Regions from separate parts of the Mus musculus genome. Here region 1 is linked to region 2. Evidence: chromatin contacts called from ENCODE Hi-C or POLR2A ChIA-PET data. All regions are on one chromosome and are shown on one strand. Each heading gives the region's core, a stretch centred on a gene start or an enhancer-like site at or near the end of the contact. The rest is flanking DNA. Distances are from core to core; before and after follow the strand shown. Region 1 holds the start of Phlda2 (pleckstrin homology like domain, family A, member 2). Region 2 holds the start of Cdkn1c (cyclin-dependent kinase inhibitor 1C (P57)).

The links. Hi-C counts contacts between places; a loop is a spot of excess contacts on that map. ChIA-PET counts read pairs that join two places held with the same protein, here RNA polymerase II (POLR2A).
Region 1: POLR2A ChIA-PET joins it to region 2 with 10 read pairs in embryonic stem cell. The contact joins the promoter of Phlda2 here to the promoter of Cdkn1c in region 2. A Hi-C loop is called at or near these places in 6 of 37 maps with a recorded cell type or tissue (T-helper 1 cell, gastrocnemius and heart). POLR2A ChIA-PET finds 5 or more read pairs at or near these places in 3 of 5 experiments (all embryonic stem cell).

Annotation. Positions count from the first base shown.
Region 1 is chr7:143,498,605-143,505,375 of GRCm38, reverse strand. It overlaps Phlda2 (pleckstrin homology like domain, family A, member 2), which reads left to right and starts at 2,852. Exons shown (of 2, transcript NM_009434.2): 1 at 2,852-3,319; 2 at 3,560-3,828. The coding sequence starts at 2,886. The coding sequence ends at 3,560. It overlaps Slc22a18 (solute carrier family 22 (organic cation transporter), member 18), which reads right to left. Exons shown (of 11, transcript NM_008767.3): 11 at 6,042-6,291. The coding sequence ends at 6,104.
Region 2 is chr7:143,457,020-143,463,293 of GRCm38, reverse strand. Cdkn1c (cyclin-dependent kinase inhibitor 1C (P57)) reads left to right here and starts at 2,244. Exons shown (of 4, transcript NM_001161624.1): 1 at 2,244-2,441; 2 at 2,578-3,499; 3 at 4,044-4,182; 4 at 4,273-4,955. The coding sequence starts at 2,587. The coding sequence ends at 4,177.

The DNA.
Region 1 (6,771 bases), core at 1,603-4,102, 41 kb before region 2:
GCACACCTGTAATACAGGTGGAGGCAGGAGTATCTCTGGGATGGTGGTGGAAGCTAGGTCAGTGCCTGGTGCTTGGATAGCAAACCCCGCCCTTCCTCCCCATGATCTTCTGGGGCCCCTTCCCAGATCCCCATAAGCACCAGATCCGTGCCCCCCGCCCCCATGCTCGTGCTACCATCTATTACGGGGGTTCCCTCCTGCCGCCCCAGCACGCAGGCTGCTCCACTGAGCTGTAGAGCATGGAGAACGGTTAGAGGGTGTTGAGGAATGGGGGCCCAGGGCAGCTGTAGAGAGTCTCCATTCCTTCTAACTCTCCTCTTTGTAGAGTGGCCTCTTGGCTTGGGCTTCCACTCCTGGAAACACATGAAAGGGCAGCCCAGGCCATGATGTGCCTAAGCAGCCTGGGAAGGGGCACTAGGGAGAGCTGGCCTTCTCCAGGAGTTTTTCTGGTCAGGTTCCTGGGATACCTCCAGTGTGAAGTTACTACCAATCTTACCCAAGGGCTCCAAGAACACTCTCCCATCCACTCTTTGGCCTGCTCTCATCGTCTGAGGCAGGCGGGGCTGGCTGGCTGCCTGGCTCCGTATTGTTGCTCCCTTCTTCCACAGGTATCCTGGACACTTCTGCTCTTCCACACAACCCTCAGGGCCCCGGGCAGAGCTTGCAAGGCTCATTTTTCCTAAGGGACCCTGAAGGTCAGGCCTCTGTGTGTATTGGGAACAGGAGTGGGGGGGTGGGGGGGGTGCTTGTGGAACACACAGTGAGAGCGCGGGGGGGGGGGGTTCAGCATGTCCTTGTTCATTTCTTCATTTAAAATGTTTTAAACAACATTTTTCTTGCTCCCCCCGCCCCCGTGTGTGTGTGTGTGTGTGTGTGTGTGTGTGTGTGTTTGCACGGTCACATGTGCGCAAAGATCAGGGAACAATTTGAGGGACTCAGGGTCTCTCTTTCCACCATGTTGATACCAGGAATTACACTCTATCCATTACAGTGGAAAACATGTGCCTTTACCCATTGAACCATCTTGCCAGCTCTCTTTTCGTGGTTTTATATTTACATTTTGTGTGTGTGTGTGTGTTTGAGTGCTTTACCTGCATGTAATGTACGCATGTGTGCCTGAGGACCTCAGAAGAGGACTTCCTTTCCGGCCATGAATAACCGTAAGCCACCCTGTGAGGACTGGGAACCCAACCCAGGCCTTCTGAAAAATCAACAAGTACTCTTAACCCCGGAGTCCATCGGTCCAGTCTCAAGTTTCTTTTTATTTTTGCCTATGTGTGTGTGTTCTGGGGGGAGGGGAGGGGAGAGCAGGAGAGAGCTCCCTGGAGCTGGAGTTACAGATGGATGGTTGTGCGTTACCCAACTGTGAGCAGGAACCAAACTTAGGTCCTCTGCAAGAACAGCAAGCACTCTTAACTGAGCCACCTCTCCAGCCCCTTTACTTCATTTTTGCTTTGCGGCTTTGGTTACTCTCGGGCTCACTGTAAAACCCAGACTGAGCTAGATTGGTCCTTCCTGCCTCAGCCTCCTTATTGTGGTATAAACCTGCCTTAGAACAACACTAGGCCACCGAACTGGAGTTTTAGGCTGTCTCAATTGTTTAAATGGAGGAACCTGTGTTTTCACTGGGAGCCAGTCCACCTAGAAGCATGGTGTCTGGTTTTCCAACAGCCAGGGGTGGAGGTGGCGGTGGGGATGGGGGAAGGGGTGGAGGTGGGAGAAGGGGTGGGGGTAGGGGGAAGGGGTGGGGCTGAGGGTTTCCTTGTAGCGCCTCTGTCCTCCATCCCACCCCAGCACCCCTGCCCCCATCCCACCATAGCAGGGGACTCCTGGGGTCCCTAGGCCAGTCCCTCCCCCATCCCTGGGAACCCTGGAGGAGCTGCGTCTGCTTCCTACTACTATTAAACCTTTAAAGGCAGAGGGTAAATAAAATCTTGCACTGAAAGGCGATGACTCAGCCGCCCCCGCCGCCCCCGCCGCCCCCGCCGCCCCCGCCGCCCCTAGCCCTTAGGTCGGTCCCCTCATTCCCCAAGCTAGCTTTGCTAGCTCCCGTCCCCCCCCCCCGCCCCCATCGTGAGTTTCCAGCACGTCGAGGTTGTACAGTCGCAGCCCGAGGTGTCTGTAGCCTAGATTGGGGCACACGGGAAAGAGGCAGGCCTTTCTCTTCACGTGGCTGAGCACTGCAGGGTGCTGTTCCTCCTCCACTTCTTCACTGTCTAACTTACTAAAAGGTCATTGTCCCATTTTACAGAAGGGAAAAGAAACTGAGATAATTTCGAGGTACAACTTTGGGGAGCAACTTGGGTGATAAAGCCTGTTGGGGCAGGGCTACTTCCCAAGAAAGTCTAGTGGGTGGCCTTTGGATGCTCGCCCAAGGTGGGAGGAGACGGTGGCCAGGGCTTGGAAAGAACCCGTGAGTCCACGACCCGCGTGTTCGGTCTCCCCGTGAGTGGGATTCTGAGCGCGGTAGTTCAGTCTAGGGGTCGGGCGCTTCCCAGGTCTTCCCGGCCCGTGAGTCACGAGGGGCAGGGACCGCTGAGGTGCATTCCTCTGCAGGCAGGGCCGGAGCCTGGGCGGGGAGGGGACCACAAGTCACTCCACCTGGCAGCTGGGACGTTGGGGCTGGAGGGAAGGCTCGGGGCTCCCGTCAGAGAGGCGCCAATCAGTTCTCGCCCCCCACCCTCCGTCCTCCGATAAGCGGTAGCTTCAAGCAATGGGTAAGGGGCAGCCTGGGGCGGTTGGTGGGGGGCAGCTCCGAGAGCCTGCTTGGGATTGAGAGTGCCCGACTCCGGGGCGTGTCTGGGCTGCGGGGCGGAGTCCTTATAAAGACCACGCCGCGGCCGCGGCCCGCAGCAGAGCGAGCGCATTTGGTGCAACCTTTCGAAATGGCTTCGAAAATCGTGATGTCTTCGAAAACCGTGAAGACCTCCGACGAGATCCTTTGCGAGGGCGAGCTGGAGAAGCGAAGCGACAGCCTGTTCCAGGTATGGAAGAAGAAGCGCTGCGTGCTCACCGCCGACCGCCTGCGCCTCTTCTCCGGGAAAACCAGCCCCGCCAAGGAGCTGTTTTTCCACTCCATCCTCAAGGTGGACTGCGTGGAGCACACCTCTAAGTACGTGTACTTCACCATCGTCACCAACTATTACAAGGAGATCGACTTCCGCTGCACGGTGGAGAGCTGCTGGAACGCGGCCATCACCATGGCGCTGATCGACTTCCAGAACCGTCGGGCGCTGCAAGACTTTCCCCGCTACCGGTATCAGCGCTCTGAGTCTGAAATGCCTTCCGAGCCGGGAGAGCAGAGCGCTCTGGGTCCGTGGTGAGTAACAAACTTGTCCACGGCGTCGGAGTACGGGGCATGGGGAAAGTGAATGGGGGTCATGCCTCCCAGTGGGGAAAACTTCGATTTTAAAAGCCACGGGGAGGGGGAGGGGGGAATCCTACGTCTTTGAAAACCCTTTGGAGAGGGGACCTGGAACGCATGGCAGGAGCTGCTCGGCCCACCTGGAGACTTAAAAGCTGCACCCGGGCAGCTCCTGACTCAGTCTTCTCCCTACAGAAACGCACGGGACCAGTTGAGCCGGGAACCAGCCCACGCTGCCGCATCAGACAGGAGCCCAGGAGCCCAGGGGATGCCCCGGGTGACGCCGCCGCTGCTCTTCACCGAAGATATTCCCGTGCTTGCTGAGCCTTGCCCCGCTGTGCGGGTGCGCTAACTTATTGGACCGTATTTATATTGGTTACCTGCTTCCAACCCACCATTCCGTGTTAATATTTTTTATACCATATTTTCATTCCAAATAAACAATGTCACTTTTCTTTTTTTAACAACTGTGTGGTCTGTGTAGTTCCTGCTGGGGCGAATGTGTGGAAGGGTGGGAGTGAAAGGGTCTCCTATCTGGTGTTATTCCCTCTCCACATCCCGGGAACCATTCAAAGTGCCTTTGAGGGCTGGAGAAATGGCTCAGCGGTTAAGAGCACTGACTGCTCTTCCAGAGGCCCTGAGTTCAAACCCCAGCAACCACATGGTGGCTCATAACCAACCATCTGTAGTGAGATTGGATGCCCTCTTCTGGTGTGTCTGAAGACAGCTTCAGTGTACTTACATATAATAAATAAATCTTGAAGGAAAAAAAAAGTGCCTTTGAATGAACTGTCATCTGCCAGTGGGGCTCAGAGCCTTGCCAGGTCAGGAAGTAGGTCTGGGTGTGGTTTGGCCACCTTTTGCTCCTGGGTGTGGCTTGAAAGGATACTGCTGGTGGCGGGGATTGCTCAGAGTTCACTCACTAGTTAGCACCTCCTGGACATCTGAGAGGTTGCTCTGTTCACTAGGGTGGCTGCCCTCATTGTCCCCTCCCACCCACATACCGTGTGTCCAGCAGTGAATTCAAAGGCCCATTGATTGTTTACTCATTGACAACCTCCATCACTGGACCACAGTGGTTTGAGACAGCCCTCCTGTCCAGGGCCCAGGAACAGGGACAGCACACTGTACACATTTTGTCACAGACGGGAGGCAGGCCTGGCTGTCTCTAATGATGGAGCATTGAGGCCCAGAGTTGTTGCCCTGGTGTGAAGCCTGAGAGCTCCCCAGACATCTGTCCTACCTCTACCCCACTTCTTGGGTCACCTGCCAGGTATCAACTCTGGCTCCTCACCTGGCTGTGGTCCTGTTAAGGGGCTCAAAGTCTGTGTCAGGTGGGCAGGCAGCCAGCCAGGTGGTAGGGCCTAGGACAGAAGTAAATCTCTTCCTCCAAGGTTTTATTGGAGGACAAGCCCCAAAAGGCAGAGTGACAGACACCGAGCAGGTATCATACTTCCTGGGCCTCTCTGGCTATGGGAATGCCATGAAGATGGGGGTGATGATGGGGGTGCCACATGACTTCCAGCTTGGCCTTAGAAACCAGCACCGGGAGGACACCCCCCCACACTTTCTCCTTAGAAAGGAAGGCTTCATCCTAGCGTTGTTCTTTCTTAGGAATTGTCTATTAGAGCAAATGAGGGAGGAGCTTTCTAAGAGCAGAAGTGATAGCAGGTCCCAGGACCCTTCCATTCCATCTAAGGACATCTAAGGACGCCCTCTCCCCCACATCTTTATGTGATCAAAAGAACCCCCGATGCTGGTGTGGTTTAAATGAACAGACATTGTGTCCTGAGGTGGTAGGTGGATAGTAGATGGATCTCATGGTTTAGGGACTGTGGAGTTCTGAGGTTTGAGGATTCTAAGGTCATTGGGGGTTTGTTGTTGTTGTTGTTGTTGTTGTTGTTGTTTGATTTTGTTTTTTAGAGACAGCATTTCTCTGTGTAGCCCTGGCTGTCTTGGAACTTACTTTGTAGACCAGGCTGGCCTCAAACTCAGAGAACTATCCACCTACCTTTGCCTCTGGAGTGCTGGGATTAAAGGTGTGCACCACTAAGCCCAGCTTGTTTGTTTGTTTGTTTGTTTGTTTGTTTTTAATACATTTTATTAATTGTGTGTGCATGTTTTGTTTGCTTGTTTTTTGTTTGTTTTTGTTTTTGTTTTTGTTTTTTTTGGTTTGTTTTCAAGACAGGATTTCTCTGTGTAGCCCTGGCTATCCTGGGCTCTCTCTTTAGCAGGCTTGATGGGCCAGGCCAGTGTCCCTGGTGCAGCTTTAAAGCTGGGGAAGGTGGTGGTGGGGTTATATGCTTGGTTTTTGACAGCTCCCTCTCAAGCCTCATTCCCCTCCTCCTCCTCCTCTTCTTCCTCCTCTTCCTTTTAAAGACAAGGTCTCACTATGTAGCCCTAGCTGACTTGGAACTAACAAGTTAGTATACAGACCAGGCTGACCTTGAACTCAGAGGTCTGCCTGCCTCTGCCTCCTGAGTTCTGAGATTAACGGCTTGCACTAGCACAACTGCCCCCAGTCTTTTAAACTGACCTGGATTAATGACCTGGGGCTGTGCTCCCTACACAGAGCCTTGGGCCCAGCTGTAGTTCCTCCTCCACAAAGCCCTCTCACTTGGCTCCATCCTTGACCGCCAGGCTTGCTACCCACAGATCTAGGCAAAGCCCAAAGAACTTTTAAGAGGAAGAGGTTCTTAAGTTTATTGCCGGACTGGGCCAAGTCACTGGGCTTTGTGGTCACCGGGCTTTTTCTCCCTTCTGGGACAATGGCTTCTTCCAAAGGACCAATAGGACAAGCAAGTTCACCATGAGCTGCACATGGCCAAAGATGGGGACACCATAGCTACGGTACAGCAGGCCACCTAGGGTGGGTCCTAGAGTTCGGGTCAATGGTTGCACAGATGCAGAGAGGCCCAGCATGGTCCCTGGGAGAAAGAGGGGATAGCAATCAGACTCTGGGCAGGTCTCTGGACAGGGTGCCTACCTTCTGGCTATAGGCCAGCCTTCTGCCCATCCCAACCTGCCCTGCACATTGTTCACAGATGGCTTGAGATACTTTTCAGAGGGCCCGTCCATCCTCCTCACAGCTGCCCCTCGCCTGCTGCACCCTTCTATTCCAATCCCAGATCCTCCTCCTCCCACAAGGTCAGTCAGTTTCTCTGTGTGGATGGGGCTGAGCCTCTTTCCAGCTCTAGCTATTTCCTAGGCAGGGGAGGAGTCTGAGAAAGGGGTCAAAGGTCAGGAATAGGCCACACCCTTCCAGACCTGTTCCTGTAGACCTGATCTGCATAGTCTACGCTCCACATCCATCCAGTGTGCTGGCTCTCACACTTTCTCCAAACGGTACTGAGATAGCCAGTGAATTTGGCTAGGGAGGATCCTCTGAGCCATTGTAGGGTTCTAGG
Region 2 (6,274 bases), core at 995-3,494:
AGGTGAAGTACCCATTCTGCCCAAGGGTATGGGGGAAGATTTCGGGAGAGACTCATTTGCTAACCAGGTCCAAGGTCGAGGTCCCACGGCTTATACCCCTTCACACCACACAAGAAAGAAGTCAGGAAACTTGCGTCTGATGAGCCAGGGCACCAGACCAGCGCTCCATCCCCCAACTCTCCGCAGCAACACAGTTAAAAAAAATGTTCTTGTTTCCTTTGGATGTATTTTTAATGTCAAAAATAGAAGACGATTCTTGTAGCCAGACAAATGTTTACTTACCTACAGGTCCCTTGGGTTGGAGGGCTAGATGGGGAACTTAACCCTGCTTCTGGAAGCAGTGTGCTTACCAGGTCTGTTGATGCTAGCTAGCATTGATGGAACTTCACCGTTACAGACTTGTGGAGGGCTCACTTTAACCTGTGTGGAGACGGACAAACAAGCAGATGAAACGGGAATATGAAAGGAGAAAGCAAGTGATGCAAGCATCCTGGGGTAGGGATGCCCAGTGAGGCAGCCTGCAGCACAGATGATCTATCTGGCTGTCTAGACTGCTTCTCCCAACAAATAGGGCCCAGTAGCTCCACACCCCAGGGAGCACGTTCAGTCAGTCCTCTCAGCAGCTTTGGCCTAGGTTGTGGGCAGGGTGGACCTTCTCTAGCCTCGACAGCTGCAGCCTGGATATTTGGACTGTTGGGGAGACCCTGGAGGCCAGGTGGTCACAAATAAGTGTGGAGTGTGGTCCTGTGACCAGGGTCTCTGAAGAGGCCCATGTGGCTTTGACACAGGGACAGAACAAAGCCCTGCCTCCTTCCTGCCCTGGGCTAGTGGATTTTAGCTTTTAGTGAATGAGGGGTTCATGAGGCCCCTTGAAAGCCCTCATTAGTTTTATTTTACTCAAGAAAATTACTGTGACATACCAATGCCCTGAGAGATTTGTAATATGGTGTACCGAGAAAAAGAAATCCTTACAGGTCACAGGCTCTGGTCTCTCCACCAGAGCAGCTTCCAAACCCCGTCTCTCACCTGTTCCAGGACAGTCTGGCCCCTGGCTTCAGGGTTTGACTTGACTCCCGGGTTGGCCCAACTTACCTAACCCTGTAAATAGGGTTCTGTCTCAAAAGTCTCACAGGCATCTCTGCTGGGAGCTGAGAGCTTGGGGCTCTGCAGGGCCTTTCAAGTATGTCCGGAAGTCCTGGTTCCCCAGGGCGGGGGGAGGGGGCCAGCTCCTGGCACATGCCTGAGTCACCTTCTCGACTCCCTGCCCTAAATAATGAACTCCTTTTGGCGGCGGTAGCGGAGGCAGCAGGGGCGGGGGGCGGGGGGGGGGCTCTGTCAGGCCATGTCGGGTGTGTTTGTGTGAGTATTCAGGGCCCCACCAAGAGGCACTGCTGTGGAGGAGGGGTCATTCTCTCTTTTCTAGCATAACTACTTCCAGCCAACTAAGGTAGGCAGAACTGGGGGTCGAATATGGCCTGACCCAAACCTAAGGTCCTAGGCATCTATCAGTGATGTAGGTACAGGCTAGGATGGGCCCAACTTGTGTCTCATCTCCCGGGTAGGTGGGCCTATTATAGACCAGGCTACAGATCTTTTAGATCTCTACAGTATTGTTCCTCAGGAAAAGAATGGATGTGACCCCTGTCTCTAACTCCGTGATAGAGGGTCTTAGGGCCAGCAGGTGTGCAGATGCCTCGAAGGCAGATACTTAGGCCTGGGTGTAGAGGGTGGATCCAGCCACGGTACTGCCAGGACCAGGACCCAGCTGGTAGTAGTAGGTTAAAGCCCTAATCAGTTGGTGCAGTCCTAGGGCTAGCGCGGGCTGCGGGGACCGAGGGACCTTCACCGACGTCGGCATCGCCGAGGGGCTGTGCCCAGCTCCATGGTCCGAGGGGGCGCGCGCGTCGCGGCTGCGCGAGCCCCCGCCTGCAGACAAAGGAGCCCGCGGGGGGCGGGGGGGGGGATGGGGCGAGGGGGAGGGGCGTCGCGGTGTCACGTTACCGCCCGCAGAGCTCTTTAACTCGAGCCCCGCCCCTTGTCCCGCGCAGCCCGCTCGCCGTGCGGCCGCCAATCAGCGCCCGCCCGTCACCCGCCCCGCCCGGCCCCGGGGGTGTGTGCGCGCAGCCAATGAGCGTGGCGCGGGGGCAGGGCCTCTGTGGGCGGGGCGGGCTGCACCCTCCAATCGCCGCGGTGTTGTTGAAACTGAAAATACTACATTATGCTAATCGTGAGGAGGCCCGCGCGCGCGGGGGTGGGGCCAGCGCGTATAAAGGGGCGCAGCGGGCTGGGCGTTCCACAGGCCGAGTGCGCTGTGCTCGAGGGGTGCCGGCTAGGCCCGACTGAGAGCAAGCGAACAGGCAGGCAAGCTCCGAGGGGGCGCGGCCCAAGCTGGACAGGACAAGCGATCCAGACGCAGGAGCCGTCCATCACCAATCAGCCAGGTAGCCGCTGCGTCCTTAGGCAGAGGCGGACGCGGGCTGTGCAAGGGGTCTCACCCACGCCCAGCCTCCGCCCTCCTCCTCTCCCCTCTTCCTTCTCCTCCCGTTCCCTTCTTTCTCGCTGCCCGCGTTTGCACAGCCTTCGACCATGGGCATGTCCGACGTGTACCTCCGCAGCAGAACAGCGATGGAACGCTTGGCCTCCAGCGATACCTTCCCAGTGATAGCGCGTAGCAGCGCCTGCCGCAGCCTCTTCGGGCCTGTAGACCACGAGGAGCTGGGCCGCGAGCTGCGGATGCGCCTGGCCGAGCTGAACGCCGAGGACCAGAACCGCTGGGACTTCAACTTCCAGCAGGATGTGCCTCTTCGAGGCCCTGGTCGTCTGCAGTGGATGGAGGTGGACAGCGAGTCTGTGCCCGCCTTCTACCGCGAGACGGTGCAGGTGGGGCGCTGTCGCCTGCAGCTGGGGCCCCGGCCACCCCCGGTGGCCGTGGCTGTCATCCCGCGTTCTGGGCCGCCGGCTGGCGAGGCCCCCGACGGCCTAGAGGAGGCGCCTGAGCAGCCGCCCAGCGCCCCAGCCTCGGCCGTGGTCGCGGAGCCCACCCCACCCGCGACCCCGGCCCCGGCTTCAGATCTGACCTCAGACCCAATTCCGGAGGTGACCCTGGTCGCGACCTCCGACCCGACTCCGGACCCGATCCCGGACGCGAACCCGGACGTGGCGACTCGGGACGGCGAGGAACAGGTCCCTGAGCAGGTCTCTGAGCAGGGCGAGGAGTCGGGTGCTGAGCCGGGTGATGAGCTGGGAACTGAGCCGGTCTCTGAGCAGGGCGAGGAGCAGGGCGCAGAGCCGGTCGAGGAGAAGGACGAGGAGCCGGAGGAGGAGCAGGGCGCGGAGCCGGTCGAGGAGCAGGGTGCGGAGCCGGTCGAGGAGCAGAATGGGGAGCCGGTCGAGGAGCAGGACGAGAATCAAGAGCAGCGCGGCCAGGAGCTGAAGGACCAGCCTCTCTCGGGGATTCCAGGACGTCCTGCACCCGGGACTGCTGCGGCCAATGCGAACGGTGCGATCAAGAAGCTGTCGGGGCCTCTCATCTCCGGTGAGCCCCGCACGGCCCCGCCCCGGCCCGGCCTCGCTTTGTCCGGCCGGCCGGGCTCTCCCTCGCCCTCGGGGGCCTCGCCCGGTCCCCGCCTCCTCCCGTGGCATTAAAGGGCCCGCGGCGCTTAGGGCGCGGTTGCGCCCGCACCCCTTTCCTACTGGTAGGGGTGCAGCTAAGGCTCCCGAGCGTGCAGTGGGAGGGCGAGCCTGGCCGCGACCCACTCGGATCGCGGTCTTTGGCTCGGGCCGCGGGAGCCCCTTAGGGAGCCGTGTGTGCGGCATGGAGGGGGTTAAGTGCGGCGGCAGCCCCGGGGGGCTTGGCCGCGGGACAAGGGGAAATGCTTACACAGCACATTGCGCGGCGACGTAAACAAAGCTGACCCGCCGCGGACCTCGGCGCGGGCGGGGATGGCGCCCCCACCCCGGCCCCGCGCCCTGCGCACTCCGCGGGTCTCCTCGCGGGTCTCTGGGCCGGCCCCGCCCTGACCGACGCGCGTTGTCGCCCGCAGACTTCTTCGCCAAGCGCAAGAGAACTGCGCAGGAGAACAAGGCGTCGAACGACGTCCCTCCAGGGTGTCCCTCTCCAAACGTGGCTCCTGGGGTGGGCGCGGTGGAGCAGACCCCGCGCAAACGTCTGAGATGAGTTAGGTGAGTCTGGCGTCCCCCACGGGGGTCGCGGAGGGGCCGCCCCCGGGGGGTTCCCGCTATGCCTGCTCACCTGAGTCCCTCTTCCCACAGTTTAGAGGCTAACGGCCAGAGAGAACTTGCTGGGCATCTGGGCAGCGGACGATGGAAGAACTCTGGGCTTCGGCTGGGACCTTTCGTTCATGTAGCAGGAACCGGAGATGGTTGCGTAGAGCAGCCCACGGTTTTGTGGAAATCTGAAAACTGTGCAATGTATTGAGAACACTCTGTACCATGTGCAAGGAGTACGCTGGTCCCAAGGTGTAAAGCTTTAAATCATTTATGTAAAATGTTTAATCTCTACTCGCTCTCAGTGCAAAACAAAAAGAGAAACTAGAAAATGTAGAACGAAGGAAAAAGATGAGAAAAAGGAAAAAGCATGTATATTTGTACAAAAAGTTAAAAAATTATGCTAATTTAATATTTGTATTTATCCATGCGTGGATCCCTCTGCCACGCAACTGCTGGGTTATTGATTATTACCAAAGGCACTAGAAATCACCAGCTTCAGATTACCCACAAATGTAAATCTACTTTTATATTAGACTCTAGGGGAATGGTTGTTGAGTAAAAGCCCCCACACATTCATCTTCAGTTAGCTTACAGTGTCCCCCACTTCATTAGATTGCTCTTAAACTTGGTGACCAGACAGTCGAAATGGTTCCTGTACTGCCCATACCAACTGCCCAGGGCTCCTCGTCCGCCAGGTTCTAAATAAAGAGGCCCAACAAAAATCATACTTGTAGTCTTCTTGTTCTTTTACACTTTTGTAGCTCAGCGCCAAGGCAAATGAATATGGTGGGTGTCAAAGAAGGAGTCAGCCAAATATTGCCACCACTTGACAGAGTTGTTGGCTGCTTACAAGGAAGGGGAACAACTTTCACAGGACCTACTGACCTGCTTCTCAGGAGTTTGAGAAACAAGTGTCTGTCCCTAACAGACGCTCATGTTTTTGTCCAGCCAGACCCTGATGGGCACTTGCAGGGTTTAGAACAATGTAAACTCCCATGTACACACAGAAGTTCTCCATGCGATCACAGTGGGGCACTGAAGGCTCCAGGGCCCCTAGGTCTATACACCAGAGCTTTCCCAAAAGTTGGCATCGTGATAGTTTAGTAGGGATGGGGAGGGGGTGATGAAAGATACTAGGGAAGAACACAGGGTGGGGTGGACTGGGGATGGGTCCTGATCTAGTTTGTGTGCGAGAACTCAAAGCTGTGGCTCCTACATCGCCATGCCCTGTCTCCTGCCAGTCCACTGGATCCAAAGAGACCCCCTTTAGTTCAAAAAGGGAAGGGTTCTTTATACCTGGCCTATAAAGTGATGGCTTTCAAAGGAGAAGGTGATATAAACCAGACTGGCCCATGAAGCCCTTGCAAAGTTCTGTGGGCCAAGAGAGAAGAACCCATGGACATTATCAGGCTGTTCAAGGCTGGACCAAGATGTTACAGATGTGTGGGGGTGTATGATTAACCTAACCTTCCCTGAACACCTTAGAGGCCCAGTGTGGTCAGACTTTGAGAAATGCCCCCATCCCATTGAGAGGGTATACTTCAAGGAAGGCAGGCCCTGCTGCCTGCAGCAGCCCTCAGCTTGCCCAGGAATTAGAACCCAGCAAAGAAAGCTACTTACTGTATGTGCCCATGGAGGTGTGTGCTAGGGCAGCCCTTTCTTTGATGTCTTGAGGGTGGGCATGGTACTTGAGGTGCTGGACAGCAGAGGTATGGGTTAGGTCCCAACTATTAGGAGCATGCTGGGCCAGAAACCTGGCAGGTAGTCGTGGAGTCTCAAGGACTACAGTGAGCCATGTGGCACACACACAGCAGAGAGGCCTCTGTGTGAAGGTCGGCCAGGCCTCTGTTCTTTGCCATGATTCTCACAAACACTTGGACCTAGGGCCCACCTGTAACCCCCACATTCTGTGTTGCTTTGGGGGTTCCTCAGAAGCATCCAGGGCTGTGTGAGAACACAGAGGCCATTTCATGGGTGTGGCAGGGTCTGCAGCAGATATTCAAGATACCTGATCGAGGAAACAACATCACACATGTGAGTCTGA